Regions from separate parts of the Homo sapiens genome. Here region 2 is linked to region 1. A link is a contact called in ENCODE Hi-C or POLR2A ChIA-PET data. All regions are on one chromosome and are shown on one strand. The core of a region is the stretch at or near the end of the contact, and the rest is flanking DNA. Distances in the headings are between cores, read along the strand shown. Region 1 overlaps LOC107984626 (a long non-coding RNA gene). Region 2 has its middle 51 kb from the start of EFNB2.

Region 1 (3,167 bases), core at 380-2,879:
ATTTTCTAGAAATTCTTGTCTTGGAATATATTCTTAAAGAAGTGCCTATCTGAAGGAGCCATTTCTACCCAACCAATTTGATTACTGGATTACTTTTTTACATGTAACAACATGAAAACAACGTTCATCATGCCTTGAAAAATATAATAAAAACTAATAAATTCAAAAACACAGAAATATTTTCTAATATCCTTTTTTAATTTAGCAGTGATTCTTGTGTTTTCTCCAAACCAATTTTGCTTCAGATGTTCCAAAGAAAAAAAAATGCCTTCAAATCTTCAGAAAATAACTCAGATGCTTTTATTTAAAATGAGCTTTGCCATCAGGGAACTGTTAGTCTATAGGAAGCTGTCGTCAAATAGAAACTCTAATCACCTTGCTACCCACTTCACGAAAGTTCATAATAGTCAGTTACATGTGACCTTCCACAATTAGTTTATTTGGGATTACAGCTTGATTCCCCAAAGATTTGGATATTTAACAAGGAATTACTACTGACTTAAATAAGTTCACAGGAGATACTGAGTGTACTGTGTCTGCTATGCACACAAATGCAAAAAGGCCAACATCCCTATAAATGTGTGATTCATTTTAGCCTGATTAGCAACGGTTTTCAAAATGGCTCCATTAATCCTCACACAACCACCCCCCATCTCAACCCAGAATCAACAAAATCTTCAGCTTATTTAAGCTTGAAACTTGAGAAAATAATCTTACACTATATTGGAACCCCAAATGCAGCTGTAGGTATCCCTCTGAGACGGTCACAGGGTTAGTAGACACCTCAGTAAAAGAGTTTTATTAGCATTTAATTTATTTAATTTTGAAGGGATTAAATGAAATGTTAGCATAACTGACTACAATCCACATTCCACAATCAACAACCCGATACCATTCCTTCTTCCAAGAAAATGACCGTGTATTTTGAGAATAGCTTATATAGTCAGCATGTTTTACAGGTTTCTCTGGAAAGGGAAAAAAAAGATGATGAATAATACAAGGTTTTTCAGCTAACTAGCTACTTAAGAAGGAAGCAGTCATACGCCAAACCATAGTGAGTCATGTCAACCTGTTTGAAGACAAATCTATGCCTTCGATTCTCACTTCTATCTGAAAAATAAATTACTATTCTCTATTTATTACACATGCTTCTGTTCAGTGATGGACATGATGGGGGCTAAATTGGAGTGCATTGTAGAAAAACTTCCAGATCATAACTGAATATTTAAGCAGCTTTTCCTATTTCACTGACACAGTAAGAAAAGCACTAACCTTTGCCGTTAGGCCCTTTAGGCTCAATTTTTACCTGAACAAAATCAGCCAAAACTACATAGAAGGAATCTCACACTCACACAAATAATGTCAATGAAATGCATTTTTCACCAATTTTCTCCTTCTGTGCCTATTTATGTAACGATGTATAAAGGACACAGTATTTCCAGATATTATTTTCCAGCCAGAAAATTAATTGTGAATCATAAAAGGGAAAAAAAATCACTGCTCCAAACAAAGAAAATTACCTGCTGGTTTCATACAAATCAGGGCTGGCACTGGAAGCACAGGATGCTGGCTTTTCAGTGCAGCATCCATTTAAGCTGGCATCTGATGACAGTGAGCACGCTGCCAATATCAGCTGCATGCCAACCCTATCACTAGTGGGACTGGCAGCACCAAAATAAAACAAAGACCAGATTACCGGCCTTGAAAATATCAAGAGGGAGGAACTGCTGCTTAAGAGGCATTTAAATAATCTTCCTACGTTTCTTAACAAGATTACCCCTAAAAGCCCCCTGGGAAACCAACTCCTTCCTCCCTGCTGGTTTGTACCCCCCTGGATAGAAGGCTTTGCATCGAACTCTTCTTAGCGTACCTCTCCACCAAGTATGGAAGTTAAGCCGCACCCGACTGGCTGCCACTGTTAATGAGGTTGTTGTCAGCCAGCCGAAACCCACACTGAGAGATTACAGTTCAGTATTCCCCTCTCCAGGCCCAACAGGAGAAACTGAGCTGTCTCTGCACATTCAGGGCTGAGTTTATGTCCTTTGATTGTCCTAGCATTTTACTTTCACGAGTGTGTGCATCTACCCAGCAAACCTAGGAAGCAAGCTGAGGACTATTTTTCCCACTCATATATAGGGAAAAAAAAGGGGGTGGGGACTGCAAGAAGCCAGGTTTGCTGGTTTGTTCTCTTCCCACGTAGCACCCATCACCACCTCAAAAACACACATTGGGCACTTTTAAAGGTTGCTTTCCTTAAAGCTGTGAATGTGATCGATGTACACAATGTCTCAATGGCTAGGATCTGAGTTACCCATACATTCAAGTCCCATTCACCACTTGGATGAATGGCCCTTACTACTTCAGGTTGCGAATATCAACTAGATGAGCTGCTGGTGGATCCCCCTCCATGCTGGCAGAGAACTGTTTCCCCTTCACCACCTTCATCCGATGAGCAGCAGCATGAAGGTGAGAACACCTCTCCGCATCCTGCTAACTCTATTCATCAGTTTTAGACCTGTAATACATACGCTTTTAAATGCCTACCATTCTACTCAATGACTGCCCAGAAAGAATTTTAGACAGTAGAGAATCTAGGCCGTCATGGGAATAGCTGTATTACCTCAAAGATTCCCCTCCTAAATAATAACTTAAGTTTCTCAACATGTTCTACAGAACGCTGTAAAGGATTGCTTTTAGGATGACAATGCATAGCTATAAACAGCGAGTACGGAGAAGTTCAGGTCATTTTCTACATGCGTAGCCTATAAAATTTCATTTATTAGATTGAAAACCCCCCTAAAAAACATAGGACATAGATTTTTTAAATGCGGAAATAAAGATCAATTCTGCTGTAGAATTTTGAATTTCTAAGTTTAAGGTGAATCCTAAATTGCTTAGAAACATTGTTTGTCTTCAGTTATTGTAATATTCTCATTCAATTAAAAAAATTAGGTGCTGTAATTCAGACTTTTAATTAAGTGAATTAGCTTTTGACATTTTCTTGGAAAAAGATGTTCCCAGTGTGGCTTTTCCCCTTTACTTGCAGTTAAACATTCCTTAGTACTTTTAAAATACTTTGGTAAGAAATACGCAGTTTATAGCAAGGTGCCAGCTTTGTTCAGACTCCAGGGGAGAGCAGCCGCTAAGCTCAGGCATTGCAGCAAGAG
Region 2 (3,167 bases), core at 396-2,895, 210 kb after region 1:
GGTCTCCAAGACATATTACTTACCAAAAATACATGGCATAAAACAGTATTTCTGATGTGATCTCTATAGAGATCATTTAGAAACACTATTTATATGCAAGTGTGTGCATATATCATTTTTCTGAACAGATAGACAAGACTGATTATGCCAGTGCTTACTTTGAGAAATGGAGGAGGGGATGGAAAAGGAATCATAATTTTTAATCAGATAAAGTTATAGTGTTATTTTTACCCACATTTTAAAAAAAACCTAAAAAGATAAATTTAATAGATTAGATAGTAGATTATATTATGAAATGCTTGTACATTTTCTCAAGACTGATAATGGCATTGTGGTTATACAAGAGGGTTTCATCTTCCGAGATGCTGACATGTGGGAAGAAAGTATTGTGAGATCTGAAAATTCTTCAGCCAAGGAATGTGTGTACACATCCATATACACACATACACACATACTGATGTACATAGAAACACACAGAGCATGAGCATATGTACAAAGTGCTGATTATTGACTCTACATAGAAGATAGCTGGGAGTTCATTGTTCTGTCTTTCAACTTTTCTGTATATCTGAAAATTTCCAAAGTAAAATACTAGGAAAAATAAAAAGAACCAAAGGGATAAAAAGCACATCACCTGCAAACAGAAAGCTCCACAGATCTCCAGTCTCCCTACCTTAGGGCTCTGCAGAGTTCATAGGTAGACATACTTGAATGTCAGAAATCAGATATTGATATCCAAAACCAAGAAGCATCACAGAACACGCGGGTGCCGATGGTCTGCAGTAGAAAAGTTTTCCCAAAGGATTTCTGTTTGCTGCTATAAAAAGCTGGGGTGACCTTATAAAGCATTTGCCAGACTCTTCAAACTGCCTAATCACTGTTGTAATAGTAGTACCTGCTTGGCCGGCGGTGCTGGTTAAAAAATTCTATTGCCATATTTCAAACACTTTTCTGGAATCTGTTCTTAAAGTTAGCATAATTGAGACTCAAAAACAACGCACAGGGGATGAAAAGCCATGTGGCTTTAATCCATGTTCTCGTGGTCCCTGAGGCGATGGTGACTCAGGGAGAGAGCATGTCCCACCAGGCCATCTTTAGGAGGTGAGGACTTGGTATGCCACCTTTCCAATGGACAGCTGCCTCTCCCTGTGGTTAACGTCCACAGCACACGAGGCTTTATTGGCTCCACTCATTGTGTTGCACACAAACGTTAATGCCTCCCACTTTTTCAGCAACTGTTTGCAGCAAAAAACCCAGTCCCGGCAGCGCGGCCTCAGTGGGAGCTTCAGAGACCAAACTATCAAGGTACATTTTCCATTGTTTAGCAAAGTACCCGATAGTTTTGGAAATGGAGAATGGTGCTTCCACCATGCTTAAGCAGACTTTTTTTTTTTTTATATAAGCCCACGTGTGACTGCTACACAGAATACGAACTTCTGACACAGGCACTCCTGGAAAATGTTTTTCATCTTTTCCTGACACCCAGCCAACAGTGTGGAGGAATAAACTGGTGTAAGTTGAAGTGTAATTAATGCCGTCATTATTTTTATCTGAAATATTTAAGGGAGTTGGTAGGAGACCCTTATCTTTTCCCTCCCCTTTTACAAAGACGGAAGTTAAGAGGCAGGGACCTGGGTTTATGCAGGAGGAGCCCCGCGTCTGCTCGTCTGAAATGCTTATGCTGCACGTAGCTTGTAGGTCACTTTGGCAAACACCCCAGATACTCAGACTTCCTTTTTTTCCCTACTGTTTTTGGGTCCAGGGCTAACTACTGTTAGCGGACATAAAGTTCTCTGCAATTCTTTCCTCAGAACCAGCTACCAGAAAACTACCAATTATAGCCAAGAAACAGTCTTTCAAATACACATACACATTGTAATGTGGGCTGGAAACCAGTTGGAAACTTTTTGATTTGCCCTTTAAGGCTGGAGGCAGGCACTTGAGGCAAACTCCTAAGACGTTCTGAAGAGCAGAACAGCGATTCTAAATTTAGCATCTTAACCAGCCAGTCGGCATACATGTAATGAAAGATTTAAAAGGAAAGAAATTGAACTGGCAGTAACAGAAGATACAGGTGGATGAAAAGACAGCTACAAATAGACAAACACCTTCCTAAAACAATGCCCAAGGAATTCAGACCTAGAGCAGCTGTAAGCCTTCTTCCTTCCTTTCTCACCTGCATCCGAGATGCCTAATTGCTGTTCATGAGGTTTTAAAATTCCTAAGTGGACCGTGAGTTCCCTCATAGGAGGAATCCTGTCTTTCATGTTATAATCTCTAATATTCAGCACACTGCCTGGTAGATAGTAAGTGCTAAATAAATGATGTTATATGAGTGGACAAATTAATGTGTGTGTGTGTATGCATGCATGCACATGTGTGTGTGTTCGTTATATGAAGCTTCTAGACTTATCAATAAGCAAGAATCTGCTTAGGTGAGCTCATTTTGAGTGTCTCAGGCCCATCTAATGAAAAGGTGCTAGCTGAGGGTGACTGAAACCAGTGCTGCCTCTGCCTCTCCCCACGGCTCCCTACTAACCTGTGTGTTCTCTGCTGAAAACAGAGATGAGATTTTTGGATTTGTTGTGTTTTATGAGCTACACTTCAACATTAGCTGCATGTAATTGACCTAAGTCTTAGGAAGTCTCAATGAGTATCCGAGGGAGTCCACGTTGCAGATGGCTGGCCTAAGTCAAGGACCTGCTATGTGGTTTGCCTTGGGTCACATGAAGAAACAGAAGTTCCAGACAGAGGTGCCCCAGATTCCACAGGTTCTATGCTTTCTTAGCATGTAAAGGAATCTAAGCTATACTAGTTATTCATGTAAAACAAACAAACAAAAAAGTTGGAGTTATGTGTATAGAAACCTGTCTCACATCTTTTTTGTCATCTTGAACATCATGCAGGTCACTCAGTTGATGAAGAACTAAGAGATCAAATACTCCTAGACCCACTGGAAGATAGAGCAAGCTGTGAGCTCTTCCTGGAGCATTTTTTCCCAGTTGATGAATCCCAGAGATAGAAATGAATTTTGACTACTTTTTTTCTTCGTTTAGTGTTGTGTTAATGAAGCCACTGCACAAAAATGATATACCTGAAGAGGATTCTTGGAGTATTCAGTTTAAGATTCTAGGTAATTTTAAGCAATTTGCTTTGAGGAAATTTAT

The links. A loop is a pair of places that touch in the nucleus more often than their neighbours do. ChIA-PET counts read pairs that join two places held with the same protein, here RNA polymerase II (POLR2A).
Region 2: a map of cardiac septum shows a loop between it and region 1 (2.2-fold over the local background). The contact joins two enhancer-like sites. A Hi-C loop is called at or near these places in 1 of 168 maps with a recorded cell type or tissue (cardiac septum). POLR2A ChIA-PET finds 5 or more read pairs at or near these places in 1 of 52 experiments (AG04449).

What each region holds. Positions count from the first base shown.
Region 1 is chr13:106,276,070-106,279,236 of GRCh38, forward strand. All of the region lies in intron 2 of LOC107984626 (a long non-coding RNA gene), which reads right to left. Among named protein-coding and RNA genes, the nearest start is that of LINC00460, 99 kb to the right of the region's middle. Within about 2 kb of position 1,630, at least 2 of the 41 ENCODE cell types and tissues checked have a DNase peak (open chromatin) inside an H3K27ac peak, as active enhancers do.
Region 2 is chr13:106,483,171-106,486,337 of GRCh38, forward strand. No RefSeq gene overlaps it. Among named protein-coding and RNA genes, the nearest start is that of EFNB2, 51 kb to the right of the region's middle. Within about 2 kb of position 1,646, at least 4 of the 41 ENCODE cell types and tissues checked have a DNase peak (open chromatin) inside an H3K27ac peak, as active enhancers do.